Linked DNA regions of Homo sapiens: region 1 is linked to region 2. The links are chromatin loops, found by intact Hi-C in ENCODE. Cell type or tissue: endothelial cell of umbilical vein. All regions are shown on one strand. Links, peaks and the distances in the headings refer to the core of each region. The heading gives the core; the rest is flanking DNA. Region 1 overlaps STAT1 (signal transducer and activator of transcription 1). Region 2 holds the start of STAT4-AS1 (STAT4 antisense RNA 1).

The links. Peaks named below come from ENCODE experiments on the same cell type or tissue, not always from the same donor. Only the 100,000 strongest peaks of a DNase experiment are listed, where the experiment ranks them.
Region 1: a loop joins it to region 2, with 5 times the contacts of the local background. A loop is called at or near these places in 17 of 110 quality-filtered maps.

The regions. Positions count from the first base shown.
Region 1 is chr2:190,971,400-190,987,294 of GRCh38, reverse strand. STAT1 (signal transducer and activator of transcription 1) reads left to right here. Exons shown (of 25, transcript NM_007315.4): 13 at 227-256; 14 at 348-441; 15 at 1,635-1,676; 16 at 2,902-2,985; 17 at 3,555-3,653; 18 at 4,777-4,912; 19 at 6,626-6,675; 20 at 7,429-7,523; 21 at 8,294-8,439; 22 at 10,270-10,455; 23 at 11,408-11,483; 24 at 12,363-12,465. Among named protein-coding and RNA genes, the nearest start is that of STAT1, 35 kb to the left of the region's middle. In endothelial cell of umbilical vein, for the core only: no CTCF peak of the experiment used is centred there; DNase peaks (open chromatin) are centred at 7,024 and 8,724; H3K27ac peaks cover 4,543 bases.
Region 2 is chr2:191,020,931-191,036,825 of GRCh38, reverse strand. It overlaps STAT4 (signal transducer and activator of transcription 4), which reads left to right. Exons shown (of 24, transcript NM_003151.4): 17 at 527-662; 18 at 2,229-2,278; 19 at 2,821-2,915; 20 at 3,200-3,336; 21 at 3,677-3,868; 22 at 5,310-5,376; 23 at 5,746-5,854; 24 at 6,960-7,250. The coding sequence ends at 6,986. It overlaps STAT4-AS1 (STAT4 antisense RNA 1), which reads right to left and starts at 15,300. Exons shown (of 3, transcript NR_136318.1): 1 at 15,271-15,300; 2 at 5,729-5,941; 3 at 4,512-4,654. It overlaps LOC124900514 (a long non-coding RNA gene), which reads right to left. Exons shown (of 2, transcript XR_007087796.1): 1 at 15,482-15,895; 2 at 9,100-11,183. LOC107985785 (a long non-coding RNA gene) reads left to right here and starts at 11,169. Exons shown (of 2, transcript XR_001739163.1): 1 at 11,169-11,523; 2 at 13,098-13,686. RefSeq lists an enhancer at 15,410-15,895. In endothelial cell of umbilical vein, for the core only: a CTCF peak has its summit at 6,081 (motif pointing right); DNase peaks (open chromatin) are centred at 3,965, 5,295, 6,065 and 8,685; H3K27ac peaks cover 1,388 bases.

The sequences.
Region 1 (15,895 bases), core at 3,720-11,719, 52 kb after region 2:
AAGGCCCAGACCATTTATTTGCCAAAGGTCATTCAGTGATACTTGCCAGACCTAGTATGGGTAGATGGAAGCAGGGAGTGAATGAAAGGCTGCAAATCCATAGGTGTAGATTTATTTTTTATTCATCATTCACTTACACTCTTATGCTCTTATACTCTTATAATTTTGTTAAAGCTTATTTCAAATTTTAAATACGCATATGTGATTATATATATTTTTTTTGCAGAGATGTGAATGAGAGAAATACAGTAAAAGGGTACGTGACGTACTTTACGCTATACTGTGCTATATTTTTATTTATTTAATAGTTGGAAGACTTTTCAGCATTTCTTTCCTATATTGTATAGATTTAGGAAGTTCAACATTTTGGGCACGCACACAAAAGTGATGAACATGGAGGAGTCCACCAATGGCAGTCTGGCGGCTGAATTTCGGCACCTGGTAGGGACATCAGTTTCCTCTCTATGTTGTCTCTGGTTTCTTAGGACTTTTGACAATAGAGCAGCCCTTTTTGGCACATTGCCATGTGGAGGACGCCCCCCTGCTGGGGTTTGTAGACTTTGTGGCTGGTGTCTTCCTGTCGCCAGTACTTGGGGCATTTTGGTTTCTCCTCCTTATCCCACGACTGTTCACTCTGTTTTCTGGGCTGTATCACTTGCAGTAAAAATATTTCCTAAGCCTGTGTTTACGTAAATGATTTGCACTTGCTGCCTGCATGATCCCCACGGTCACTCACCTACGCTTGCAGTTTTCTCAAAGGTTATGGCTCCCGTGTCCTGACTGTGATCCAAGTGTGGTCCTGTACACCAGGGTTCACTCCTCAGCCCCCGTGTTCCCCTTCCTGGTGGCCCTGCCCACAGCCCCTGCCTCCACGCCAGCCTGACTCTACCACCTTTTCTCCAGGGCAGTAGGGCTCATTCCCCAGGCAGTGGAGACCCAGCAGGATGCTCTGTGTGGGTGCACCATCTTTCCTCCTCTGTGAACATGGGGGCTGCCAGTTGCTGTGAGGCTCTGTGGGTGCTGAGTCCGAAGCTTTCCCTGGGCCCAGAACCTGCAGGAGGTTAAAGGCATCCTTTTTCACTAGAGACCACTTTGTGATCCAGCAAGCCTCGTAGCTAGGAAGCTCTACCTAACTCGAAAGCTTAGCCCAACTCAGGTGCCTGAGGGTATTCAGAGCCGCCCTCAGGGCCCCAGCCTGCTCCCTCGTCAGCTCAGGGATTGACAGCTCAGAGATTGACGTCCACTTGAGGGCAGGTGGACCTGGAGTCACTGGGCCCAGCCTGGAGGACTCTGCTGAGGGAAAGGGGAGGGAGAAGCTGTCCCGAGCCTCAGGGCATGAAACAGTTAACGAAGGTGCATGGGGAAACATTCAGGGAAAGTTTGAACACAGGAGAGGAGCGGGTTGTGATTCCAAGAGATCCCTCCAGACTGGTGTCCGCACCATGAGGCCACTGAGGAAACGTGCTTCTGCTCATGGACCCTGAACGAGGGCCAATTTGTCCCATGTTCTGCATTCTAAAGATAAAGTCACGTCTGTCATTCTTTCTAGTCCTAACTTTGTTCTCATTTGTAAATGAAGATAGCAACTTTGACCATTACCATGGTGTTTACTAAGATGATTATTTGTTTTATAGCAATTGAAAGAACAGAAAAATGCTGGCACCAGAACGAATGAGGTGAGAGTCCCTTTATGTTGTGAATGGGCCCAAATCAGGCAGGTCTGTCTAGCAAGGACAGGTCAGTTGGTGGCTGGGGACACCTCACAGAGGAGTTCAGACCCATCAGGGAAGAGCAGCAAAGGAGCTGGGTATTTGGTATATCTGTGACAACAGTAAAAACACCACATTTGTGCTTTACTATTGTCAAACGATTTTGCACACAAATTCATTAGACACTCATGGACAACTCAGTGGAGTAGCTGTTGTGGGCTTTTGTATTCTTCGCATCTTACGGGTGAAGAAATTGACTCACAGAAGTTTGCAGGATTTAGCTAAGGGTGCACAGAGTTACTGTCAGAGTTGGAACGAGAGGCCACTTTGATGACTGCCTTGCTGTGTGCCAAGAGGGCTTTTCGGCCATTGCATCCCCTACCAAAAGCATTGCCTTTGCATCAGTTTCCTTCCTACAGCGTGATCCTTAAGGAGTTGGGTTTGTGATGCATTCAGAAATGAACTATGGACAAAGGATGAAATATCTGGAGTTGTTTTGGTTGAGAACACTTTCGTCATTTATGCACACACAGTGTGCAGTCCTTCCACACCAGGACCAGTGGAGGTCACATGGAGCAGCGGGACAAACACAGGCCCAGGCAGTGCAAAGATGCCTTCTAGCCCTGGTGTGCGCCTGAACTATGTTTTGACCTCCCTGGGTCTAGCTGTTGCACCTCTCTAGTTCTAAGTTGTGAGGCTCACATGAGGTAATGCTTATGAAGGCACTTTGAAATCTATCCATTTCTACCGAAACCAAGACAACTTGTGACCTGCCAAGTTGATGTGAGTCAGCCCTTCCGGTAGGCAGTAGACAATCACAAGTATGCACTTACTCCCAGTCCTCTCACCTTCTCCCCACCCATCTGCATTGAGATGTGCAGCCACACTGGGCAGGCAGACAGAGCTGAGGGTCGAGAAGCCTTAGGTCACAAAGCCATTAGTTGCTCTTTCCCCATTGACAATCATTGCTCTGAATCTATAACCCTTGCCGTAACTTCAGACACTTATCTTTCAGAGCACACTGAGATACTAAGAATCATTAAATCTGGGAGAGATTGAATATTGAGTCTTCAGACTTGCCACTGATTGGGCCCAGGATCTCTGTGGCCTGTTGCAATGTTAATTGGGCTTTTGAAAGTTTTAGGATCTGTGAATAATTATATTCTTTTCTTCTTTCCTTTTCTCTTCCAAGGGTCCTCTCATCGTTACTGAAGAGCTTCACTCCCTTAGTTTTGAAACCCAATTGTGCCAGCCTGGTTTGGTAATTGACCTCGAGGTAAGACTTTTATGGTCCCGAGTTGGAAAACTTCATTATTTTTACTTTTAATTGTTACATGTATTTTTATTTCTCAGTGTTTGTTCTGGAGGTATTTACCTAATTGTTTTAAAATGATCTTTTTCAGCTAATACTATCTTAACCTTAATTTATGGTCCAGAAAGCTAGACAATTGAATTAACCTTCAAATTCAATAACTTAAAAGTTCCAGTTGAGATCGCTGATGTTAATTTTTTTTTTTTACATTAAGCATTGGGACTTATTTATTTTGCTCTGCCCTCCCCCCACATTTTATGTTTTCATTGTGACAGTTTTCATCTTCTCATATTGCATATCCCTTAATTAATTATTGTAGCTATTATTATTTTTAGGGACTTATTTCTTAACTGAAAGATACATCAAAGACAAGTTAAACTGGACAGAAGAACAGAACTTAACACTTCTCATTTTCAAGTATTAAATATGTACAAATTTACAAATAATCCCCTGCTTTTAGTTGAGGCTAAGCAGTTATCTGAAGGTGACATTTCTGTGATTCAGATGATTTCAAGGTCTTTGTCATCCTTTAGACGACCTCTCTGCCCGTTGTGGTGATCTCCAACGTCAGCCAGCTCCCGAGCGGTTGGGCCTCCATCCTTTGGTACAACATGCTGGTGGCGGAACCCAGGGTATGGAAAACACATTTGCTTTGGTCCCAGGGTTAAGCAGAGACCCCACGCTCTCACTGCTGCATCTCTGAAATAGCCCCAATGGCCAGTTGTTAAGGGAGAAGTGACAAAGCTCCTGTGGTATTTCTAAGGCTTTTGAGTAAATCTGGGAATATGAAGCATGGATATGTATTTGAAATGAGAATTACGTTTTTTCTCCCATGTGGGTAAGCTAGGGCAGTCAGTGATTCCATACCACTTTATTGTTATTATTTTTAAAATGTATACATCTACTAAACAAGCATGCTCCATTCTTAGAGTGTGGATACTCACTGTTAATTAATTACAGTCATTTATAATTATTCAAAGTACTTATGTTTTTTAAAGTCACCAGGAACACTTAACTAGCAAATAATGAATTGTTGCTCCTAAGGGAACTACGAGGCTAGGTTCCTTCAAGCCTCTGGTCACAACATTTTTGTCAACCCATCAATGCATAACATTGTTTATGTGTGTTTCTGTTTAAAGACACCTTATCTAATACACTTGTTGAGGCATTAACATTACACCTATAGCTAGGATCACTGTAACTCATGCCTGAGTGAAGCTTGCCTCACACATGTATTTTCTCCATAAGGCACATCCCAGCCTTCCCATGCTTAGGAACAGTAGACCACACTGTGGTACTATGCTCGGGCACCATTTTAAACAGGGATCACCAACAGCAGTCACAAAATGCAAAAAACATGGCGCTAAATAGGCTTCAAAAAGGACACGTTTTTCTTATGAGAGGTGAAACAGGAAGCGAGTGTCATTTTGTTTGGCTTCAGTTGGAAGCGTGTTAAGAGACTCGAATTCTTTGCTGCTGTGTGCTGCTGTGTGTGCACGGGTGTGTCTTCAAATGACCCCAAAGATGCCATGTATTTAGATTTTGGAGTTACAAGTAAATTTTAGTGAGTAAACAAGTTCACAAATGTGCATCTGTAAATAATGAAAATTGACTGTATTTCTCTTCCCCTACTGTGAAAGCACCTGTGTGTCATATAAACTAGAATTGAACTTTGGGATGGACATATGTTTTAGTGCCACACTTGTGACTGGTGTCTCTGTAGTAACCCTTAGATTTTGGGTGTTTTCTCTCTAGAATCTGTCCTTCTTCCTGACTCCACCATGTGCACGATGGGCTCAGCTTTCAGAAGTGCTGAGTTGGCAGTTTTCTTCTGTCACCAAAAGAGGTCTCAATGTGGACCAGCTGAACATGTTGGGAGAGAAGCTTCTTGGTATATGCATATTAACTTGTTATGTTTATAAAAATTGAAATTCATAAAAATATCTCTCTAATTGCTCTTTTCCCCTCTGCTATTTTGTTAAAGGTAAAAAAGTACTAAAATCTGTCAGCTTTTCAAGCTATAGTTTATTATAGCTAAGTGAGAATCATATGTCACCTTAGAAAGAAATATAGACCTGATAACATTTAAATGAATCCGTTCCTCATTGTCTCATATTAAGATTTCTGAGATGAATTCCCAAGGGAAAGTTTTATGAATTATGTAAAATATATTATTTGTGGCTGAAATAAGTTCCTGGATGAGAAAGATGAAGGCCTATTAACCATTAACCTTGGGGAGAAAAAAGGAAGTCCCTGACATGATGAGAAATAAAGTCCTGGGGCTTGCCCACTGCAGCATAAACCCAGGGCCCTTGCCTCAGGTGGGGCCCAGGTAGCAGAGGATGCCGTCCCCACAAGAGGATGCCTCTTTTGATCTGCAGTTTTGCCTGATTGGACAGAGTCTAGACAGTGGTAGATAATTCCCTTTCAGTGGTTAATGTCAGTGCATTTATTAGTCCTTCATACTAAACAAATCAAAGATCCACTAGTCTCAAGGTCAGATCTTTCAGTGAGTGAGGCTATCTGAACTATTTCTTTAAAAATCCGTGGACAACTTGTATCCAGATTTGCTTTCTGTAGAGCAGCACTGCATTTACTCCAAACAGCAGTAGGCTCTTCCTAACTCAGTGACTTTCAACAGTGCCTTCTTCTCTTGGATATGCAGCTGTCACAGTGGTGGTCTTGTGCTGTTTAATACAAGTACAAAATCCCCTTATTCCATTTCTTTATTTGGTGAGAGTTAAGAAGGATATCTTTTCTAGCTGTAATGGCTCATTTGTAGTTCTCTTTGAAGACCGATAATGGGCTTACCGCCTCTTCTCGCCCAGGCTGCTTTAATTTGTGTAGCTAATAACCCCGGGCTTCTTCCTCTCGTTTCTCTCACTTGGTTTTTGATTTGCATCAGACTGCCTGAGCCCATGTCCTATTTGGAGGAAAGCTGAGGGAAATGCATAAATAATGTCTAAAATAAACTTGTAAAGTCAAGTATCAGTTACATTGAAGATCTAGGGGTGATCTTGGGCACCTAGGTTGAACTTTGAAAAAAATTCTGTAGGATCCTTGGGAGAGGGGGCTCTGCTGAGCAGCAGAGGAAGGCAGTGGGAAGAGGCACTGGATAGGGAGGCTTCTCTAGGAGGCCCAGCAGAACACCTTTGATTTAGTGCAAAAGGCAAAGTCAGCTGATGGTCTTGGAAGGAAGTGTAACATGAAGAGGCATTAAAAGGACTGTCCTCTCTTTAGAGGAGGGAGGGAAAAGGGGGGCTGGGGAGGGAGAGAGCAGATGGTAAGGCTTTGTGATGTTTCCGCTTTCCCTAAAAACTCTCATATCGTGGTGCCCAGGAATCTGCCATCCATTCCTTTCTGCCATTAAACTCAAACCAACATATACATATTTTAGACCATTTAAATTCCGCCCTCTTACAGCACGTATTATAATTGCTCAGTTAATTTGGCATTAAGGTATCCGAAAATGTCAACTGTGTACATACAATCTTTGTTGGGTGTTTGGCTCTTTTCCTTGAGAGCAAATACAAGAGCCATCCGTCCAACCAAAGCTTTAGAATCAGTTTCTGTTTGCTGAAAAATCTGGTTTTTATTTGTTTAGGTCCTAACGCCAGCCCCGATGGTCTCATTCCGTGGACGAGGTTTTGTAAGGTGAGGACTGTCTGGGTTTTATGCTCTCTAAGTCCTTTTTGCTCTTGGTTGAGGTTCTCATGTTTCTTGCTGTGATAGTTACTTAACTGTTTGCTTATTTTGGCGTGTTCTTCTCTGGCCAAGGAGCCCCTCGGGCAAGTTGTTTACTTTTCTTCAGTGCAGGAGGTTGGTCTCCGAGCAGGAGTCTGACAGGAAGCACCTGCCTGAGTGATAACATTCTTTCATATCTGAAATGAGGCTTCTGTTCACTCACGCTGGACCCCTGCCCAGCAGTGTTTTAGCCATTTCTGTGTGAAATGTATGTTGTGGGCTGGGTGGCGCAGCCTGACCAGCCAGACGAGTTTAACGGCCTGCTCGAGCAGAGGGGCCCACTGCGGGGAACATTTAGATTCTGCTGGAGTCACCAGACAGTGCGGACCAGCTTGCACTGCTGGATTTTGCTAGTGTGGGGCAGCTTGTGTTTCCGTGAGTCACGCTGGAGGTCACCCCCAGGCTAGCTTGCTACTGTTTGGAAAGGGAAGCAGAGCCCGGCCCAGGGAAGTGGAGAGCTCTGGAGAGCTCCTGGTCTGAATGCTGATAAGAGCGGGGAGGGAACTTGATATTCCCTGCCAGGGGAGGGATCCCATTGCTGTGCTGAATGGGACAGTTCCATCCTTGGCACCTGGGGAGTCTTTGCAAATGATGGTGGGAGGGGCCATGGTAAGTCATTGTTTTAGATTTTTGTTCATAATGTCTGCATTTGTATACTTTCAGGAAAATATAAATGATAAAAATTTTCCCTTCTGGCTTTGGATTGAAAGCATCCTAGAACTCATTAAAAAACACCTGCTCCCTCTCTGGAATGATGGGTAAGGGCCACCGATAGATGTATTTTGAAACATATTTTTAGTGCTGCGAGGTTGAGACAAGGCCTGAGTCCAGCTTCAGTATTTGACTAGGCGTGTGTGAATCTCACAGGAGTGCGCATTTATAGGCTGCCCCTTCAGGGCTTCAGAAGAGTAGAACCTCATAACATTAACCTTACACTTTCTTAGTACAAGTATATGTATTGGCAAAGCTAAATTAAAAAAAAAAAACAACTCTTGAGTGCCATTCATGCATTCATTCACTCAACAAAAATTTTTTGAGCACCTACTATGTGGCCCCTAGGAAGGAAGAAAAACCCTTTTAACTGGGTAAATCATTTCTATCTTGACTTATTGCCAGGATCGGCTGATATTTCAACAGAAGCTTTAACTTGATCAGAAGGGCTAAAATATGAAAATATATTGCCTAGGTCTTCCTCTCCAGTAAAAAAGATGTATACATTCAGACATTGTTATGGCCTTTAAAATAATAAAGGAACAATAAAAGGCTCATTAATCCCACACGTGTTATTGAGCATCTGTAGCATCCTACTGACACCATGTTCATATCGCTTTTTTTAAAACCTTAGTATATACATGTATAAGTGAAATGCTTCCTTAAGTGTCAACTGAACAGATTTTAAAATAGTCTACGTTTTTTACCGTAGGTTTTTTTTCTCACATTCCAGCCATTTTCTTGGTTTGTAAGTTAGCATGAAAATGGAAATCATGATTGAACTAAAAGCCCATCCGTCCATCTCTTCGATATCCAGGTGCATCATGGGCTTCATCAGCAAGGAGCGAGAGCGTGCCCTGTTGAAGGACCAGCAGCCGGGGACCTTCCTGCTGCGGTTCAGTGAGAGCTCCCGGGAAGGGGCCATCACATTCACATGGGTGGAGCGGTCCCAGAACGGAGGCGGTGAGTGGGAGTTTGAGCACATAGTCCCACCATTCCATGTGTGTGAAGTCCCTCTTCATCGCCGCCAGTCAGCTCATACAGATAGTGCGTTTGGGACATGAAATTGCAGATCTTATACTTACCCCAAATGAGCCCCCGATAGGATTTAATAAACCACCACAAATGTTTGTGGTTGTGGTTCACTCTCTGGAACATATTGTGGAAATGATGGTTTTGAAAAGACAATGCCAATTCTTTCCTTTGCATCAGGTTTGTTATCTGCAGATCAAGGATGTGAGTCAATGTAATCTGCAACCCGTTCTTGGAAGGAATCACATTTCCCACAGGAGTAAGCATCCACATTCTCTTAGGGTCATCCCAGAGTAGAGTGTGCAGATGAGACAGGCTTCGGGAGAAGACTTCATACACATCATCAGCCAGGGAGTTGATGCAGGACCTGTTGGGACGAGTGGCAGCCTCTACCCTGCCTTCAAACAGAGCAGCTGCAAATTTATCTTTATCATATATGGGGTTTCTATTTAATCAAATGAGTCCATGGCTAAAAGACTCCAGAAACCTTGGTGTTATGAAGCAGGTTTCTGAGGGTGAAGCTCAACAGCGTAAATGAAAAAATCATAAAGACCAACTGATTACTTTTCACTGTTGTTTAGAGTTTGGTCTGTTTGAAGGGCAGGAGGAAAAACTGATTTGTTTTAGTAATTTTTATACTTTCAGTGGGTAGACACAAAATGGAATACTCTTCTTGTTCTATTTATTTTTCTGAAATATTCCTCTTCTCCTGTTTTTCTGGAATACTCTTATTCTATTTGTTTTTCTGCCATACTCTTCTTGTTCTGTTTGTTTTTCTGGAATACTCTTCTATTTTTTTTTTCTGGAACGGTATTCTTTCTTGTTCTGTTTATTTTTCAGGAATACTCTTCTTGTTCTATTTGTTTTTCTGGAATACTTTTCTTGTTCTATTTTTCTTCTGAGGAAAAAGCAGGGAGGCTGAGATGAGAGTCTGGCGTGGGCAGTAGTCATTAGAACCTGCCCTTTTCCTCTTATCCTGTTCCCTTCCTGAACCAGCTGAGAGACAGATATAGTAGACCAAGCAGAGATGAAGAAAACCCTTGGCAACCAGGAAAGGTCAAGCAGGACACTACCAGCCAGGAAGGGTTAGGATGGCAGCATAGTCTCATGTTCCACAGCAGGCTCCCCAGAACACCTGAACCGTGGCCTCTGGAAGGTCGACACCCAAAGGGAGATTCTGTATCAGCTAGGAAGAAGGATCTGAATTCAGTCTGGGAATAAGAACGGGAGTAAATTAAACCATGGTTTATTACGTTAAGGGTTACAGGGAAATGTAGCAAATAGGATCATTTTTAATTTGAAATGTTGTTTTCTATATATCATAATTTATTTTAATAAAAAATTAGATTTTTCAATATGAAAAGAAAAACAAAGTGAGTTTATCTCTAGTAATTTAAATCTGTGGCTTAAGCCAAGATGATCCACTTAGTAGTAAGTTATTTATGTGCCTATGGGCAGCACATCATTGAAGATGCAGGCTTTTAAAGGTTTTTAATAAATCTTTTTTGCCCAGATTTATAAATCTAAGCAAATAATGGCAAATAGAATGTTATTGAGAATAATACCTCCCTTTATTTTCCCTGAGACAGTATTATAATTTATTTAGAAATAAAGCAGTCTACTGTATATGTTATAATGCTTAGATTGTGATTAGTTCTTATGAGGTTCACTCAAATCCATCAACTCTGCAGTGTTTTATTTCTCTGTCCTCTTTCATTTTGGGATGTTCTATGGGATTTACTTAGCTTTTCTCCTTTTTAGAACCTGACTTCCATGCGGTTGAACCCTACACGAAGAAAGAACTTTCTGCTGTTACTTTCCCTGACATCATTCGCAATTACAAAGTCATGGCTGCTGAGAATATTCCTGAGAATCCCCTGAAGTATCTGTATCCAAATATTGACAAAGACCATGCCTTTGGAAAGTATTACTCCAGGCCAAAGGAAGGTAAGTGGGGCAAGCAGGTGGTAACAGCGTGGCACAGTCTTTCCTGATGAGGGGGTGATTATTCTGAAACTCCACCCATGCAGTGTTTTGCTTTCGAATTGGTAAGAGTAGGCTTTCAAAAGATGGCATAAACTCAGTGCAGGTGAAACATAATGCATTATTTGGCCTGATACAGCTAGTAAGAAATGAATGGACAATTTCCTATTTTAGGAATGTTGGAAAAGTCCATTGCTGGTCTTGTGTATTTGTTACTATCACTGTTTCCACATGAAAAGGGTTTAAATAAGGAACTGTGGTAAACCAACAGAAGGCATCTTGCTCACGTTAAAGTTGAGGAAACTGAGGCCTGGGAGAAGTGAAGTGGTTCATTTAGGGTGGCCCAATTACTTACTAGATCCTATTTTTATTAGATAATTATTAAGAGGAGGCCTCATCTGAGAACACAGGTCTCTTGCTTCTCAGTTGTCAATGAATTGCATTTGAGAAGGTTCGAATTAGACCTGTTTTGTTTGGAACACACCAACAAAGCTGTTTTTCAGAATCAGAAATCTCAATATTAGGACAATTACTTTGGAATGAAGATGTCCCCAGCTTACCTTGACAGCTGTGAATATTCATTAGCCAGGCTAATGCCAATAAACTGGATAGAACTTTGCATATTTTGGGCTCAGACTTCTTGTAAGATTTCAAGTTGTGTAAAGAGAAAGCTCCTAGCTAGTGTCCTGCTGAACACTAGCTTATTTCCAGACTGAATTCAGATCCTTCTTCTCGTTGTTTCTGCATTCCCACTAGAATTTTAGGTGACTCAGGCAGGGAGGTTATAGCTCCTTAAAGTTTTAGGAGGCTAAGCTGTCTAGAAACACAGTAGAACTTTAATCCCCCCGAAAAGTTGATGTTGTATTCTGATGGAATTTCGGTTGATGGAAAGCGTACACAATGTGTTTATTTCTAGCACCAGAGCCAATGGAACTTGATGGCCCTAAAGGAACTGGATATATCAAGACTGAGTTGATTTCTGTGTCTGAAGTGTAAGTGAACACAGAAGAGTGACATGTTTACAAACCTCAAGCCAGCCTTGCTCCTGGCTGGGGCCTGTTGAAGATGCTTGTATTTTACTTTTCCATTGTAATTGCTATCGCCATCACAGCTGAACTTGTTGAGATCCCCGTGTTACTGCCTATCAGCATTTTACTACTTTAAAAAAAAAAAAAAAGCCAAAAACCAAATTTGTATTTAAGGTATATAAATTTTCCCAAAACTGATACCCTTTGAAAAAGTATAAATAAAATGAGCAAAAGTTGATCAGAGTGGGAAAGTAGTTCTTTTCAATCTAGAAAAGGCCAAAGTAATGATTGAGATACACTGTCTCCACTTGCTTTGATTTTGTTGTTTCATTTTATAAAAGGTAGAAAAAATTTTGGAAATGTCATTGTCAGTTATTTGGCCTGCAGCACTGTCTTGGGGTGAATGGATGTAGCCTTCATGTAAAAACACTGTGTGGAGCAGCTTTATCTGCATTCAAACCTCAAGGTAGGGATGAGGGACTCCCCAGACATTTCTCTGGTGCTTTTCTGTCCAGGGTAAGCCACGAGGCATTGTCATCTCAGGGTAGTGCACCGCACATGCTCACACCTAGGCTTACCCAGGCAGAAGCGGCACAGATTCCAGTCTGGCTATTGCTTATCACATCCCTGGAGTGTGAAACATTTCCCAAGGGGCTGGGCTGGGGACATGAGCCTCCCATGAGCTGTACTTTTGCAAATGTATTTTACAAGTGTATGCACTTACCCAAAATAAAAATATAACGTGATAATTCAATTACAGACAAAAGATAAAGTGTGTAAGTATGCACTAGTGCTTTCATCACTCAGATGTTGACATTGCTCTTTTCTTTTTCCCCATTTTAGTCACCCTTCTAGACTTCAGACCACAGACAACCTGCTCCCCATGTCTCCTGAGGAGTTTGACGAGGTGTCTCGGATAGTGGGCTCTGTAGAATTCGACAGTATGGTGAGTACCACGGCTGGCCTGTGTGTAGCTCTCAATAAGTGTGTGTGCTCAGAGGCAGGGAGCGCACCATGGCAGATCCCGGGCCTGTCTGCGGGAGGGAGCCCTGGCGGAGCCAAGGAGAGTGCAGTGCTCAGATGAGCCATGACAAGTTGGAGCTGCTGGATTTAAACCACCTACATCATCAGTGGGATTTTTATTCCTCGCATTCAGCACCTTCCAAAAAACAAGTGACATTTCTAATATTCAGGTTTCCTCCTCTCCCCTTTAAAGTTGTCCATGTAGAAATTTCATATATTAAGGAACTAAGATTTCTTTGATAAGCAAATGTTTTTCTTCGGAATGCGATTTCATCACTGTGTCTAGGGGAGGGAGTGTTATTTTTAGAAAGGGAGGGACTAACGCTTGGTAGTTACAGTAATTAGAGAGAATTATACTTTAGCAGCAATGAGATTACTTCATCTGCCTTATATTTGAGAGCTAATTTGTACAAGTAGCTCCTGGGGCTGTGAAGGGCTTGCCAAGAGTAAAAGGTTCAAGGAGTGAAATAGTTAATGAGATTCGTGATAGAAATGGGAATATGATTGTCCACAAAAGGGAACATCTTCCTTTTGGAGGGTGCTTTTTTAGTATATCAACTAGTATTGTTTGCCTTTCAGCCTAAAATCCTTCCTCTTAAAGATTGTGCTTGCTTGGCTGGATTTTTGCTGATGCTGTTTAATTTTAAGCTCTTTTCCACATGGAGCTATTCCAGCTCATTTTTAAAAATTTATTTAATGCTTCCAAAAAATATCCTGAGTTATTACTGGCCTTTCTTCCTTACTGTATACCCGGTGCCTGGCAAAAAGTAGGTGCTCAACAAAGAGAGGAAGGCAGGGAGGGGAAAGGTGAGCGAGAATGAGAGGGCGTCACTCTTCAGACATTTGGGGAATGCGATGATAAGGCCTCAGTAAGATCTGCCTGGATTCAGGTTTCTCATGTGTAATTTTTTGACTTTTTTCCTCACCTTAAGCACGGGCTACAATCATTAGAGATTGTACCTTCCTACACTTTCCTGATTGTTGTTGACGAAATAGGCCATTTAGAAAAACAGTTAGCTATTGTGGCAGCGAAATAGTTTCATTCCTATTGGCAAGTGTAAAATGAACCTTTTCTGCATGTAAGAAGGATCCTGCTAGAGTTTCGCTCCCAACACTGCTATAGGCCTGGCACAAAAATGGAATAAATATAAAGCCCTATTCAGAAAATATGTTACATCACAGGAACTGTAAAATGGGGGGATTTTTTATACCTCCTTTGTTGTTCCTGAGCAAATTACATCATCATCACCACCACCATTAATAGGTGACATTAAGCACCTACAGTATACCATGTACTTCACAGGTAGTAACTCATTCAGTCCTCACAGCCACCTTCTGAGTTAGGTGTTATTGTTATTCCTACTTTGACAGATGTGGGAACAGAGCCCCTCCTCCCCACACAGCCCCTTTTATGTAACTTGACTAAGATCAAGCAGTTAGTAAATGGTAGAAAGAATATTTGAATCTACCTAGTGAGTCTCTAGTGCATGCTTTTGTCCGGTATCCTGGAAAGCCTCCCACAAAAAGCTAATCTTTGCCCCATTCAAAACATGCACCCTGAAGAAGCTGTTTGTACAGGATTGGGTTTATTCTGTTATTAAGACAAAGGCATCATGGCCTTTGGGTGAGAGGCCCGTATGTGTTTGGGATTTGGCAATCAGCATTCCATCTCTGTCATCACCATTATTGAGAAAATAGATGGATTGGTTCCCTCTCTGCAGTCCTGTGGAGCAGTTGGACTGCTCTCTCTGCTCTCAGGATGATACTGTGAGAACAATTTAAATATGCTAAGCACATGTCAGGAAACAGTTTTGTGGTCTTTGGACACTCGCTGTAGCCATTCCGTTCCATTTCAGGTGATTTTATTCATTTCATTTGTAGAATAAAATAAATCCATTTCACACACACACACACACACACACACACACACACACACCCTCTATACACCACTAAAGCCTCCCATTAAACCCATAGAAGACTTAAAGAGCTAAAAGAGGCTATAATATAAAAAAAAAAAAAGAAAAGAAAAGAAAAAGAGTTCATAATATAGGCACGGCACTGGTTAGACAACGGTTGAATCAGTCTCTAAATTGGGTTGACTTCACAATGGTTTGCTGTCCTGCCCCTTGGCCATGACTTCCATCCAGCATCTACTCTTAGAATCAGAGTGTATACTCTGAAACAGAAGCAGCTCTCCCCAAGCTGGCTGTCTTCTGCCAAGTCTGGAGGTTGCAGCTCTGAAAGAGGGTGGTACCAGGGGCCAACGCCTGGTGCAGCCTCAGGAGCAACAGGACCATAGGCTCCTGAGGAAATTGTCCAAGAGAGCCAGAGCACCAGTGTTCTCTGCAGTATGACTTGGGCATTTGTTTAGTCTGGATTTCCTGTGTAATCAGTGTTTTCCTCTGGGACTGTAATAGAACCAGTCTACTCTCCAAGAGGCCTTTAGCCAAAGCTCATAATGATAGGACTAGCTATTAATTGTCTACTACTTTCTGTCTACTATACTAAACATTTTACGTATGCCATCTAATTTAACAAGCCTATCTGCTAGGTACTATTAATCCCCTTTTGATAGATGAAGACTTTGAGATTTAGAGAGGTTAAGCCACTTGCCCTGGTCACGCAGTGACAGGATCTGAATCTGGGCTTCCTCTCTTCCTCTATCTATCTATCTCCCCCTCCCTCCCTCTCTTTACCCCCACGGTCCACCCTATTAAGCACACATTTGAAACATCAGCCAGGCCGGGCGCGGTGGCTCACGCCTGTAATCTCAACATTTTGGGAGGCCGGGGCAGGTGGATCACCTGCGATCAGGAGTTTGAGACCAGCCTGGCCAACACGGTGAAACCCCATCTCTACTAAAAATACAAAAATTAGCCAGCCATGGTGGTGTGTGCCTGTAATCCCAGCTACTAGGGGGGCTGAGGCAGGAGGATCGCTTGAACCTGGAAGGTGGAGGTTGCAGTGAGCCAAGATGGTGCCACTGCACTCCAGTCTGGGCAACAGAGGAAGACTCCGTCTCCAATTTGAAAAAAAAAAAGAAAGAAAAAGAAAAGAGAAACATAAGCTAGACTGAAACATAGGGGCAACACTTTCACTGTGCTTTTCAATCCAAAATAATTTTCCTAAGAGCCCACTATGTACCACACACTATTGAGCACTTGGGATTAAAAAAAAGTTCTCCAGAGGCTTTCCAGTCTAGTGCCATGTGTCTCAGTCTTGGTGCTACTGGTATTCGGGGCTTCAGAATTATTTGTTGGGGATTGGTGGGGTGGGGAGCTTTCCTGTGCTTCGTAGGAGGTTCAGCAACACCTCTGGCTTCTACCAAATAGATACCAGTAAGCACATGCACC
Region 2 (15,895 bases), core at 1,117-9,116:
CTGGTGGCAAATATGTATGGATCTGCAGCAACCTCAATTCTTGCCTCCTCAGAAGAAAGAATTCAACTGAGGAGTATAGGACAGAAGGAGTGACCAAGGCAAGCTTCAGAGCAGGAGTGAAAGTTTATTAAAAAGCTTTAGAACAGTAAGAAAAGGAAGGAAAGGAAAGTACAACTTGGAAGAGGGCCAAGCGGGCAACTTGAGAAGCCAAGTGTGCAGCTTGACCTCTTGATTTGGGGTTGGCATTCTTCAGAAGTCTTGTTACTTCTCTCCACTCCTGAGATCATACTGGGAAGCTGCTGAACAGTTTTAGGTGTTTTCTATTAGGACACGCTTGTTCCCTGGCACCAGCTGTGACCAATTATGACTTTAGAGAAACAGTTAACTGCCTGACTATCACCTAATAGTCACCCAACACTCCTAGTATGTGTGTGGGGAGAGGGGGAGACCTCTCTTGCCCTGCTCACACCTCACTAGCTACCCACTGTAAGATAATTAACAAATTATCATCTTGACTCTATTTCAGAACTTGGTTTTCTTTAATAATCCTCCACCTGCCACATTGAGTCAACTACTGGAGGTGATGAGCTGGCAGTTTTCATCGTACGTTGGTCGTGGTCTTAACTCAGATCAACTCCATATGCTGGCAGAGAAGCTTACAGGTGAGAGCTGGTAGATAGAGAGGATTTGCCTCTGTTTTTGGCCCTCAGGCATTTTAAATAACCAGGACGCTATTACTACTACTAATAATAAAGATGATAATCATAATTTATTCAATGCCTACTATATTGCCAGGCACAGAACTAAGTGTTATATTATTTTTAATTCTCAGGAAAGTCCTGCAAAGCTCAGCTTATTCTACCAATTTTATAAATGACTGGATTGGAGTGCAGAAGTCAAGTGACTTGCCACGGCTGCATGGCTAGTACACAGCAGCACCAAGCCACAGGCCAGACCTGTCCAGGTCTAAAGCCCCTCCTTGTCTATTCCCCACCCCAGTCTCCAGGGTATATTTCCACTAAATATGAGGTGAACCCTTAATGGTGCCTCATATGATCGTTCATACGAACGTCTCAATTGACATTAACCAACTGGAAAATGACTGATTTCTTCACTAGGTCTAGGAAATGTAATAGAAGTTTTAAACTACCTGGGCAATACTTAATTCTGCATACCAAGAAAGTTTCAGCTTTGACTGAGATTTCTAAAGTTTGCAAAATAGAGTCACTGGTACTACATGTGCCAACTATAATCCAAACATTTTCTAAAAAGTCTCTAAGAGATCTGTATTTTGACAAGTCAGGGTTTAACATATTTAACACCAAAAAAAGAGTTAAAATTAGATCTATATGCGTTTCTAGTTAAATTAGGGCCAAAGATCCATTTGTGCAGAAGTAGAATCATGTGTGATTTAAGCTTGACTCACATGGTGCTGGGATGCTTGCCACTTGCATCTACTCTTGGATCAATAGGTACCTAAATACATTAGGACTTTGGAAAACATCACAAAATTTACTTAATGGAAATACATGTTTTGATCCTTATTTAATTCATAAGCAGCAATAGCATTCAATAAACATTTGTTAGAGTGACTAAAGCTTTTAAACATGTAGTATAGATAGAAACCATATCCTTTCAGACCTTTATCAAATTATTCTTATGAGTATAATGTCCTTAAAAATTTAGATGGAAACTCTTGCATCCTTTCACTGCTCTGGATCAAAACAGCCAATGGCTACTATCTAATAGATTTCTAGTCCATTCTTTCCATCTTAATAGGCAACATTCCTGGTAATCTAGCTATACCTAACTTACACAAATTTGTTTTATAATGTTCATTTACCGACATTAGGCAGCTCTTCCTGTCTCCAACGTGAGCCTTCTCCATGTCCATCATGCTTCGTCCTATATTACTCTTGCTCTCTGGAGTGGCCTCCTTCATCTCCTCTGACAATTTATATTCTACCCATACATATCCTAGATACCCACCTGCTTTCTAAAGCCATTGTTAGCTCCTCCACCAAAAAGCTTATTTTCTAGATAATAAATTTCTTAGGAACAAGGATGATGTCTTGTATTTGTACTGTACCTAGCACTCAGTACATTGCAAACCCATATCAAGTGCTTAAGAAATGCTTGAAAGGGAAGAGGCAAAATATCTAAATTGAGCACAAAATTGAAGCATCTCATTGTCCAGTGAAAAATTTCATTCTTTTCTTTCATTTCAGTCCAATCTAGCTACAGTGATGGTCACCTCACCTGGGCCAAGTTCTGCAAGGTACAAACGGTCGGGGAAACATCATTTAGATACATTTTTTTAATACAATGTTCCTTTCTAAGTCTATTACTACATGGGGTTTTGAGAATTTCCCAGATAAGAATTTTTCTTTTTTTTTTTTTTTTGAGATAGAGTCTTGCTCTGTCACCCAGGCTGGAGTGCAGTGGCGCAATCTCGGCTCACTGCAAGCTCTGCCTCCCGGGTTCATGCCATTCTCCTGCCTCAGCCTCCTGATTAGCTGGGACTACAGGCACCCACCACCACGCCCGGCTAATTTTTTCATATTTTTAGTAGAGGTGGGGTTTCACCGTGTTAGTCAGGATGGTCTCAATCTCCTGACCTCATAATCTGCCCGCCTTGGCCTCCCAAAGTGCTGGGATTACAGGCATGAGCCACCACACCAGGCCAAGAATATTTTTTAAAGAAATTAAGGTGTTGTCCAGTTTAAAGATAATATTTTGGTGAAAAATTGAACTTAAATTATTATATCAACATTATTACTTAAATAATCATTGTCTTAATGTGCTTGTCTATTCCTGTAGGAACATTTACCTGGTAAATCATTTACCTTTTGGACATGGCTTGAAGCAATATTGGATCTAATTAAGAAACACATTCTTCCCCTTTGGATTGATGGGTAAGTTATAGGCTATATTTTTCATATGAGTTAATTATGTTCTTTTTTTCTGTTGTTATTGGTTTTCTTCTTTCTTTTTCTCTTAAGCATGTTTAGTACCACAGAAAAAAATAGTTGCAATTTCTTATTCTTTGTGGAGTGGCACTATGTATATTAATCTATATATGAGTATTTCAGGTAAGAATGACTTTTGATTACACTCAAAACAAACTGTAGGTCTTTGTAAATGCAATAAGTGAAAATCCAATAATGATCAGATGAAATAATGCATGTTCTATTTTTAGGTATGTCATGGGCTTTGTTAGCAAAGAGAAGGAACGGCTGTTGCTAAAGGATAAAATGCCTGGCACCTTTTTATTAAGATTCAGTGAAAGCCATCTCGGAGGAATAACTTTCACCTGGGTGGACCATTCTGAAAGTGGTATATACTCACTAATGTTTATTCATGTGAAATTAGTTTTCTTAAATTTGGTTACTGGGATTTCAGTTTTTGGAAGTGTATGGTGTGTTGATCTGTCTGTGATGTATTCAGTGGGCTTGAATATTAGTAGTTGCAGTTGTCTCAGAACAGGGTACCTATGAATTCCAAAAAGTCTATCGTATGCACAATCTATACTGTCCAGACAGCAGAAGGTCTGACATTGAAGTGACATGAACTGACAAGTCACTCCAGTGGCATGAAGATAATGTGGGCAGGGAAGAAATGGTCACAAGGAATGTGTACAGGAACCTGTATATTTCTCCAATTTCTGTTTTTCAAGGGGAAGTGAGATTCCACTCTGTAGAACCCTACAATAAAGGCCGGTTGTCTGCTCTGCCATTCGCTGACATCCTGCGAGACTACAAAGTTATTATGGCTGAAAACATTCCTGAAAACCCTCTGAAGTACCTATATCCTGACATTCCCAAAGACAAAGCCTTCGGTAAACACTACAGCTCTCAGCCTTGCGAAGGTTAGGTTTTTCTGTTTGTTTTTGTTTTTTTTTCCTTAAGATTTTGGAAAATAACCTCATATTGGAGCAAAGTAAATGAAGTTCCCCTTCTTGTTTACTCTGATTTCTGTAAGATCTAAGGGCATGTGGAGGTCAAAGCCTTAGAAATGAAGTGGTATGTCAGCAGTTCCTGAAAAGGGACCGCTGGGCTTTCTAACACTAGCGAGTAATAAGCAGCTGTAACTAAACTTCACCATGGCCATGGGGGCCTCTCATAGCCACTTGGAGAGCTTCAGTTTTCTCCTTTGTAAGACAGAAGTGGTGCAGGCTTCATGTCTATGACTGAGGGAAAGGAAAAGAAAGAGGGGGTAATGATGAGAAGCTTTTAATAGTAAAACAAGTCTGTATATTGCAAAGGAACCCCAGGGTTTATAAGTTTTATATTTTTAACCTTACTGTAGTCTTACAACTCAGGGTATTTGTTCATTTGCTAGGGAGGGGACCTGTGGATCTCTGCTTCATCCTCTCCCTCCCCCACACTCCCAGCCTACCTTTCCTGGTTGTATCCTAGGACCTAGAGCAATGTCTGGCTAAAAGAGGGATTCAGTAAATATTTGTTGAATACATAAAAGAAAATTTGTTAAATTACTATGCAATTTTAAGGTACGTTCACCATTCTGTTTCTTTAATGAAAGTGTATACAATCCATAAAAATCTTCATCTATAGCACTAAATCTTTGGGCACCATCATGTAGAATATCCTACAGTTGTCACTCACAGACTTGCAGCCACCTGACTTCATGCCCTCTGAAATAAACAAAAATACAAAAGAAAATAAAATCAAACAAACCTGTGGCTTTTCAGTGACTTTCAACAACTGATAAAAATGAAATAACAAATATCAATGCAACAAATTAGGGTTGGAAAATTGGAACAAATACTAGTTCAACATGGTATACCAGAGAAGTTTGGGGAATTTTTCCAAGGTGAGGTTTGCACATGACTGTTACTACAGTACAATGATACTTTTGGGAACACTGACATCTGTACTTCAAGAACGTTTGCAATCATAAGATTCTGATTGGTGTCAATTTTAATGAAAAGAACTGGGTTATTATATCTCCCAAAACATGACTCAATCAGTCCTTATAATCAAACATAAATGAAACGTAGAAAACAGGTAATAGAGTTGATTCTCAATTTTTCCCACACAGTTTAGAGGCATTAATATGTAAAGTCAGATTAGGCCTGCCAAGAGATTTGTTTTTCTCTTCTTGCACATTTTATGCTTATCTAAAAGATTGTGTCCCCTATTTAACAAAACATTTCTGTGTATCACCGAACAACTGCGTTATCTCTCTTCCTCTTATCATTGTTAATATTTTTCTAGACTCTTTTTTCCCCAGTTTTATTGATAATATTGACATTTTTTTCCCCAACATTGTGCCTTTTTGTTTTCCAGTTTCAAGACCAACAGAAAGGGGTGACAAAGGTTATGTTCCTTCTGTTTTTATCCCCATCTCAACAATGTGAGTAATGTTAGTCACATGTGAAATATTTTTATAAAAAGCTTTCCTATAGGAGATTTAAAGGTAGAGCAGAGTACACATAACTGAGAACAAAGCATTGTAATGTGCAATGTCCCATTTCCTTTAATACATAAGGCTAGCCTTCAGGGCACACTTACCACAATCTATTGTGCCTAAAATTATAAAATTCCCCTTTTATATGCCATATATGCCACAGTAAGTTGAGTGTTCTGATATGAAATGATGAATTAGATAACTCAATGTCACAAATAGATGAAGCCCTAGAAATGAGTTCCTGACATAGTAAGTCACCGTGAACTATTATTATTTTTTAATCCTTGTCCATATTGACCTTGTTATCTCTTTAAGCCGAAGTGATTCAACAGAGCCACATTCTCCATCAGACCTTCTTCCCATGTCTCCAAGTGTGTATGCGGTGTTGAGAGAAAACCTGAGTCCCACAACAATTGAAACTGCAGTATGTTCCCTTTATTTTCCATTGCTGGTCAAAGGTGTTTCCAACGATGCAAAGGTGGTGTGTGAATCAAAGGGGCTGAAATACTGCCTGGGTAGGGAGAAAACACATTTATTGGAACAAATTCATGAGCATAACACAAAAGGTGTCTGGATGGTCCTGCGTGTTGCTGATATTATGCGTATTGAAAGCAGACACCTTCAGTTACTTAAACTGCTTTACGTTGTTTCCACCAGAAACCACCAGAGGGCAAAATATTCCTATACCCTACTCAAGCACACTATCGCTGCTTGCACCATGGGCCCCCTCACTCCCCACCACTCTCTACTTTAGCAAACACCATTTATTGGTCAATATTTATAAACCTAGTATACTATCTAGTTTACTAGTTACTTACTATCTAGTAAACCCAGTTTGCTATCTTAACAGTGCAAACATCACAAATTGCAATTTTTCTTGATTGTGACTTGCATTTCTAGAACCCGGAGCCTCATCAATAATATATGAATAACAGTCAATGGCATAATAATGCTCTCCTTTTTGAGAAATGAGTCATAATCTTTAATGCAATAATGTTATTTGGGATGCATGCTATTTGCTCTTATCCACCAATACTGTCAATGGGTTCAAACCCCCAATTTACATGAAAGTGAACATACATCAGAATAATATAATAGAAACTTGGAGAGACCCTAAGCCTCAAAAAATTTTTATCTGGCTGGCTTTTAGTCCTTCTCTTGAAGATTTCCATAGATGAAAAATTCACTTTACTTTGATAGCTTATTCTAATGTTAGTTCCCTTAAATCGTCAAGTTATTTATGTCTAACTGAACATTTGCTACATTTTGCACCCATTTCCTCATTATGTTTTTGGTGGATAAACAGGCCTTTTTCTTAAAACACTTTTCTGTCTCCTTGAAAGGTACCTTTTATTTTAGACTGATCAACCCCAATTACTTTTGCAAATACTTAGTTTAAGTATTTTAACTAGGTAATAGAAAAATTATGGAGTAATTCGTAGAAAAGAGGACGTTTATTTGCCCAAGAAATAGTGATTGATTTGAAAACCAGTAGTTTCCTCAAAGATTATTTTCATTTTTAATTTTAGATGAAGTCTCCTTATTCTGCTGAATGACAGGATAAACTCTGACGCACCAAGAAAGGAAGCAAATGAAAAAGTTTAAAGACTGTTCTTTGCCCAATAACCACATTTTATTTCTTCAGCTTTGTAAATACCAGGTTCTAGGAAATGTTTGACATCTGAAGCTCTCTTCACACTCCCGTGGCACTCCTCAATTGGGAGTGTTGTGACTGAAATGCTTGAAACCAAAGCTTCAGATAAACTTGCAAGATAAGACAACTTTAAGAAACCAGTGTTAATAACAATATTAACAGAAGACTCGCTTGCCTGTGTTTGGTTTATTTCTCATTTTGTCTCTCTGGTGTTACTACGATTTTAGCTAGAAGATGTAAGTGTTAATGTTTCAGGGTAGGTCAAGAATAATAAAGTCACACCTACACCTCAGCAAGAAGGCGTGAGGGAAAAGCCAAATAAGCCAATCAGTATGATGAACGCTAGCAGGCATGGTGATCACAGTAGATCCAAGAGGAAAGTCGTGATGGGACATTAGCAGAAATTCACGGGGCATCCAGGGTTGAATTATGAAGCCTCCTTAGTGCCATGTCAACGTTATTCCAACTATGGGGTTCAACAGCTGCTGGTTCCAAAGGAGGAGGGATCCAGAGTCATTCCTGGTGGTATCTTGGGCAAACTGCACTGATTTTACAGGTATTGTAAGCAGACACATGGGTTAAAAAAATAATAATTTAAAAAAACTCATGAGGACTAGGAGGATGAAATGAGGACTAGGAGAATAACAACTCTGGCCTTGGGTAACTGATTTTATTCATAGGTTGCTCATTCTTCATCTCTAGAAGAGGTAAGACTATGTGGGTTCTATGATCTTTCCCAGCTCTAATAGTCTCTCTGGTCCTAAGAATCCAACCTGAGACTGGGGAAAGAGGTTTAGGATGAGATGTTCCATTCCTTCAATTTTCTCTAGTAAAGAGGAAGGGTAGTTGGTTTCCTGGATAGTAATGTATGTGAATTGCAAGTCTATTTTGGTCCTTGCCTCACCCCTACTGGATGTTTAGTGGTGCCATTGCCCAGCTGCTGTCCTTAGTAATAGCATGGAGCTCTCCAGTGCTCAAGACCTGGAGAGCTCTCTATGCCTGCTGAGCCCTGGGGATGCTGCTGAATCTGTTGAGCAAGTAATGCTACTGAGGCATCTGCCATGCCAGCTGCAGAAAAATCCAGAACCAGGTTTCAAGATGAGCCCTGACTGCAGAGTCAGAGATGGCAGCCCCCTCTGAAGGGCTCTTATTTCATTCCTTCTGCCCACCTCCTGTCCTCCAGGCAAACCAAATAGGCAGAGGCTAATGTTTGATGGAAAAGAGTTCAAAGGAATAAAAGCTTTTACTATAACCTGCCCTTTCCCTTAGAGAGATTCCATCTGAGCAATCTCATCCCACCCACATGTGCCCAACTGGCTCCTAGATTATTCCTATGGAACAAACTCTCCACCTGCCCCAAGGCCAGTTCCTTTACTCCTTTGTGAGCGCCTAAATGCTTTTAGGGTGGAGGCATCTGTTTGATGGAAGGGTGCATCTAACTGGAGGTGCATCCTCCCAGTCTCTACTTCTCTCCACAAAACCCGGTTTTCTAAAATTTGCCTGACACGTGTATCAACTGGCAGCAGAATTGGATGAAATAATTTAAACTGGAGCATGACTATTACAGTTTTATCTTTAAAGAAGTAATTTCCTACCAGGAAGTGCTCTTAAACAATTGGATTTAGACAAAATAGATTGCAGAAGCTCTTTGCTCCCTGGAATTTATCAAAAGTACAATGGACTCCTACCTATTTCACAGAAGTTTTAAAAACTTGTCAATTTAGAGCCTGGTAGCAGAATGCCAAGGTTTTCTATGTGATCACAGTCATCATTGTTATTTGGGGGTACAAAATGAAGGACATCTGTAGTTCATTTTCCATAATATGGACAATGGCCACGTTATAAAAGTTCAATAAGTGGCTATTTTTATTTAGATTCAGAAAATCAAAACTAAATTATTGACCCCAGAGTTAAGAGTTATTTCTCAAGATTGTGAATCTTGTACTCCAAAAATCATTTTTGTGGGGGTGTCTTATTTCATTTTGTGTTGCTATAAAGGAATACCTGAGGCTGGGTAATTCATAAAGAGATTTATTTGGTTTTGCAGAGTGCACAAGAAGCATGGAACCTGCATCTGCATGTGAGGCCCTTAGGCTGCTTCTACTCATGGCAGAAGGCAAAGGGAAGCCGGTGTATGTAGAGATCACATGGCAAGAAGCGAAGCAAGAGAGAGAGTGGGGAGGTGCCAGGCTCTTTATAACAACCAGCTCTTAAAAGAACCAACAGAGTAAGAATTGTATTCATGCCCTGCACCATAGGAGGGTATTAATCTATTCATAAGTCCACCCTCTGACTCAAACACCCGCCACTAGGTCTCACCTCTAACATTGGGATCAAATTTCAACATGTGATTTGGGGAGACAAACATCCAAACCATAGCATTCCTCCCCTGGCCCCCCAAAACTCATGTCTTCTTCATGCTGCAAAATATAATCATCCCTTCTCAATAGTTCCAAAAGTCTTAACTTGTTCCAGCATCAACTTCAAAATCCAAAGTCCCATCTGAGACTCAAGGCGAATTAACTGTGAAATCAAAAACAAGTTGTTTCCTTCCAAGATACAATGGTGGTACATGTATTGGATAAACAGTCCCATCCCAAAAGGGAGAAATCATTCCAAAAAAAAAGGAGTAACAGTCCCCATCAAGTCCAAAACCCAGCAGGACAGATGTTAAATTTTAAAGCTCCAAAATAATCCTTGACTGTATGTCTTGCATCCTGGGTACACTGGTATGAGGAGTGGACTCCCACAGTCTCAAGCAGCCCTACTCCCAAGGCCACTGGCTGCTCTCACAGGTTGGAGTTGAATGCCCATGGCTTTTCCAGGCTGAGGCTGCACACTGCTGATGACTATAATTCTTGGGTCCTTGCAGCAGCAGCCCCAATCCCATGGCTCCCCTAGGCATTACCCCAGAGAGGACACTCTGTGTTGGCTCTGCCCCGCAGCAGACTTCTGCCTGGGCATCCAGGCTTTCCAATACATCCTCTGAAATCTAAGTGGAAGCTGCCAAGCCTCCATGACTTTTGCATTCTGGGCACCTGCAGACTTAATACTGTGTAGACACCAGCAAGACTTATGGCTTATGCCCTCCAGAGCTGTGACATGACTCACACCTGGGGCCACTGAGGCCATGTGAGCCATGGCTGTGCCATCCGGAGTGGTGGGGATACAGGAAGCAGCAGACTGGTCACAGGGGAGCAGTCTCTAGGCCTGTCCTCTACCCAAACCATTCTGTCATCCTAGGATTCTGGGCCTATGATGGAGGGGTCAGCCTCAAAGTTTTCTGAAATGCCTTCAGGGCCTTTTTCACATCGTCTTGACTAGTAACACTTGGCTCTGGTTTAGTCACACTAATCTCTTTAGCAATGGTTGCTCTGTAGCACCCTCAGATTCCTCAAACTCTTGGATTCCTTGCCTACAAATGCTCTTTCCTTCTCTATCACATGGCCAGGCTATGAAATTTCCAAATTTTTACACTTTGCTTCCCTTTTAATTATAAATTCCACTTTCTAGTCATTCCTTAGCTCCCATAATTTAGCATAGGCTTTTAAAAGTAGCCACACCACTTCTTGAGTACTTTGTTGCTTAGCAATTTCTTCTGCCAGATACCCTAGGTCATCATTCTTAAGTTCAGCCTTCTATAAAGCCATAGGGCCTAGACACAATGCAGCCAAGTTCTTTGCTACTGTTTAACAAGGGTGACCTTTGCTCCAGTTTTCAATAAGTTCTTCATTTCCATCTGAGACTTCCTCAGCATGACCTTTATTGTCTATATTTCTATCAGCATTTTGGTCACAACCACTAAATCAATCTCTAAGAAGTTCCAACCAGGCACGGTGGCTCACACCTGTAATCCCAGCACTTTGGGAGGCCGAGACGGGTGCATCACGAGGTCAGGAGATCGAGACTATCCTGGCCAACATGGTGAAACCCTGTCTCTACTAAAAAATACAAAATTAGCCAGGTGTGGTGGCACACAGCTGTAGTCTCAGTCTTGGGAGTCTGAGGCAGGAGGATCACTTGAATCCAGGAGGCAGAGGTTGCAGTGAGCCAAAATCGTGCCACTGCACTCCAGCCTGGCAACAGAGCGAGACTCCATCTGAAAAAAAAGAAAAAAAGAAGTTCCAAACTTCTTCTGAGTCCTCCAAACTCTTCCAAACCTCTGCCCGTTATTCAGTTTCAAGCCACTTTCACATTTGCAAGTATCCTTAATGCAACCCCCAGTCCTCAGTATCAATTTTCTGTCTTAGTCTGTGTTGTGTTACTCTAAAGGAATACCCAAAGCTAGGTAATTTATAAACAATAGAGCTTTATTTTGCTTATGGTTCTGCAGGCTCTACAAGAAGCATGGCACTGGTACCTGCATCTGATGAAGGCCTTAGGCTGATTCCACTTATGGAGGAAGGGGAAGGGAAGCTGGGATATGCAGAGATCACATGGTGAGAGAGGAAGCAATGAGTAGGGAAGGCACGTGGTTTTCTTAGTTTCAAAATATTAATCACATTTTCACCTCTCCTTTCACTCATCCCAGATCAATCACAGATACATATTTTGCTAATGACTATTCAAATTTATTTTAAAGAATCACTTTAACTAATTGTTCTGATTATCAATGCCTTCATCTGTAATAAATGCTGAAAGAAGGCAACTAGCCAATGAATTTCATCAAAATCTAAGGTGGCAAGAACCCCACCCCACCAAAGAATCATAAAGAATGAATATACCTCTGGCAAATTCAAGGGATTTTTCTTTACCTCATGCAGTTTGGGAGGCCCATGCAACTCTCCACAGTAAAAGAAACAGAATTAAAAGTCAAGCCATCCCAGTATTCTGCTCTAGCTGTAGACAGACAGTCCACGCTTAGCATTTGGCCTCTGTGCACACATACTCCAATTTCTGACACAGAGTAAAGATATCTTTTTTTCCAAATTGACCAGGAACATTTATTGATTTTATTGATGCACTTTTTAAAGTCTGGTTTATTGGCATATAATTTACATACAGTAAAATTCACCCTTTTGGGTGTGTCAGCTTATGAATTCTGACAAACTCATATAGTTGTATAACCACCACTATAAGACAGAAGATTTCTACAAGAGCACTCACAAAGAGGATGCCATAAAAACATGGGGAAGGACATTCTCTCTTTCCTTACAGTAAATATAAAAAACAATTTCATGCAGCTTCATATGTAGACAGAGGGCTCTACTTAAATTGGATAATTTCACTCCCTACTTAAAATTTTTGAATGGCTCATGATGCTCTGCATTAGCAGTTCTTGTCTGGGGTGTATGGACAGAATTCAAAGGGCTCATGAATTTAGATGGCAAAAGTTACAGTTTTACTTCCACTAACTTCTAACTACAGTTAATTTCCTTCAATTATATGGGCAGCAAACCATAACCCATACCACGTTTATATCATATTATAATTATTAAAGTCATCTCAAAATATTGTTTATGCTAAGCACAATTTTGAAATTGCATTAATTGGACCCACTGCTAAATCCTATTATTTAATGCCATTAGTAAATAAGTGCATGGCTAGGTGCAGTGGCTCATGCCTGTAATTCCAACACTTTAGGAGGCTGAGGTGGGAGGATCACTTGAGCCTCAGGGTTTGAGACCAGTCCAGGAAACACAAGGAGACCCCATCTCTACTCAGAATATATATATATATATATATATAGAATTTTTTTTTAAATTAGCCAGGTGTGGTGGTATGCACCTATGGTCCCAGCTACTCTGGAGGCTGAGGTGAGAGGATCGCCCAGGAGGTCTTGGCTGCAGCCAACCGTGCTCATGCCACTTCACTCCAGCCTGGGTGACAGAGTGAGACTCTGTCTCAAAAAAAAGAAAAAAAAAGAATCATTTATATTACTATGTCACAAAGTTGGTTTTAATATATCACAAAGTTGGCCCGATATCAGTATTTCAATGTAATTGGTTTTCTTTTGAATCTTATGCATCTTATCTTATTCAACTAAAAACATTATTTTCTGAAAAACTTACAGGTTTCATCAGACTGCCAAAGAGGTCCATGTCACAAAAACTAGTTAAGAATCCCAGCTTTGGATAAAGACCACAATTCGCAACAGATCTTTCCAAAGTCACGTATTATTTAGTCCCCTCTTAGTCTTCAACTCATCTCTCTTCACTCCTCCCCAACAGCTTCTTATCCACCAAAACATCTGCACACAAGACTGACTGAACTACTTTCAGTTTCTTTGATGGCCCATGTTCTCTCTGTTTCCCCTGCCACATCCTCTCAATTCTCCAACCCCATCCCATATATCCCTGCACCTGGATAATGTTTACGCATTCTTCAGGCTCTGGAAAGCCTTCCTGCCAAACACACACACATACATACACACACACACACACACGCATGTGTGCGCATGGCTCAGGTCATGCCACGCTTCCTCCATAGCATCCTCTACATCCCCGGCACAGTGCTTATCTCCTTTGGTGTAAATGATATCATCTATTTTCCTCAATAGACTCTAAGCAAGCTCTGTATGTACATGGACCAAGACAGCCCTGCTCACAGTTATATCCCTGGAATCTAGTACAATCTGGCCCTGAATAAATATTTATTAATGATTTGGTGTTTGGACACATCAAGAACAGTCATTAGTTCCTTCCTTTCCTTTGCTCCTTGGGCTGCCTGCAAAACTAAGCTGAAATTCTCTTCCTAACAGCTCCAAACTCTAAAATCATGAAACAGCCCCCAATGTTATGCTTCATCCTGATTAACCAAAACACACTTGCTTTTGATCACACAGAGAGGACTTCCTCCCTACCTCACCCTGAACTTCCAATAGACATTGTCTAGAATTACAGTTTATAAGCTCACTCTAACTTCCCTTTGATGCTAGGTATTATCTCATGCATGCCTAACATCCTAGACATCTACCTACTCATAGATGAACCAAGTGTTCCTGAAATTTCCCCTAAACTCTCCATTACACTCAAGGGCATTACTACTTCTGCCCCTAGTAAAAGTCCTCCACAAAGAATGGCATGAACCCGGGAGGCAGAGCTTGCAGTGAGCCGAGATGGCACCACTGCACTACAGTCTGGGCGACAGAGCAAGACTCCGACTCAAAAAAAAAAAAAGTCCTCCACAACACTCTTATGTCAGGCTTGACAGTCATCTTCTTAGACATCTCACAGACTGATAGACTGCCGCAAACGGAAAGAACTCTGCCGTCCAGAGAGGGCAGAGAGAGGGGAGAGGTTGGAAGGGGTGTGAAGGAGTAGAGCTCTCATTAAAAGTCCTTTAGGGAAGTTTTTTGCGCTATGCATGCTCATTATTCTCTTCCCCCCTCAATTGTGGCTCGATAGGTCTTAGAGCCAGTGCTGAGATCTGAATGGCTGAATTAACCTGTGATTCCTGATCTCAGTGTTGGTCAGTGACGTTCATTTATTCATTCAAAAAATATTTTTGAAATATTTGAAAATGCCTGTATCAGGCATTGCTTTGCTTAACCAGGGTTTCTGAACCACAAGACACAGAAAGTGATTTGCTTGACGATTTTCTCAGTTCTCCCAGGGATGGCATACAGTGACATTCTAGATATACAGGAGAGCAGGGAATTCATTACACACATAGATACCCTGGGGGATTAGACTGAATTGTCTCATGGAATACTGGATGGAAAAGGCTGTTAACACAGAACAAACTCCCTCCTGTTGTGAACTTACACGCTGGCGAGGAGAGATGAAAACAGACAAATAATAAACAGGGATAGGTTTAACAAGTGTTATGAGGATTGCAAGTGTGATACAGTCACTGGAAGAAGCAATCAATGAGGGTGTCTTTGAGGAGATGATGACTGAACTGAGACCTAGAGAATGGGAAGGAGGCAGTCCATGAACACAGTCAGGAAAACAGCATCCCAAAAGACCAGTGTATGTATGCATAGGGCTCAGGCAGGTAAAAACTTGGGGTATCTGAGGAACAGAAAGAGGCTAAGGGGATTGAGGGGAGCCTAGTGAAGTATGGGGTGAGATAAGATGAGTAAGAGGGGTAGGTGAGCCCAAATTGGCGGGCCCTGGATTCTTATTGCAAATTGAAGCCAGCAGAGGCTTTTAAACAGGTGAGTGGTGTTATAAAATTTGTTTCTTCATTTAAGTGAACATCGAACAAGGTTGCTATACAAGAAATGCCCCCAAATTCCCCACCTAGGTCTGGCTTCCACAGGGCAGGCACTCAGAAGGGCTCCACGCTTGGCTTCATGCTCTCCTGTTGCCTTCTTGAAATTCTTCATTAATTTTGAGTAAGGGACCCCACATTTTCATTTTGCAACGGGCCCTCCCTGCAAATTACATAGCTGGTCCTGTGTTGTTCTAACAGGGGAAAATAAACGTCTATTTGCATAGTAGGACTCTGTACCTTAGGGTCTTGTTTGTGTGCAGCCATTTTGGGGCTGGTCGTCACTCTCACAAGAGGCTGGAGGTTGGGGCCCAATGAGGTAGGTAGGCCCTTTCACACACTGGAGGTTCTAGGTGGGTGCCGAGTTCACCCTAAGAAGGTAGAGCCCCTTAAGAGTAGGCGAGCAGAGCCCAAAGAAACTCAGTCTCGTGCCTCCTAGAACCATTGAGTAAGTCACAGACATTACACAAAACTCTTGTTTCCTCAGCCAGCCGAACTTTCGAAATCATTGTCCAGTGACTAAGCATTCTCCATTATACTTCTCCCACGTTCCTTCTGGTATAATCACCACAACTGAGAAGGCATGGGGGCGAGAAGACCCCAGAAGAAAGAGGCAAGCCCCTTGCAGACCGAGCCTGAGGACGCCTATAGAAA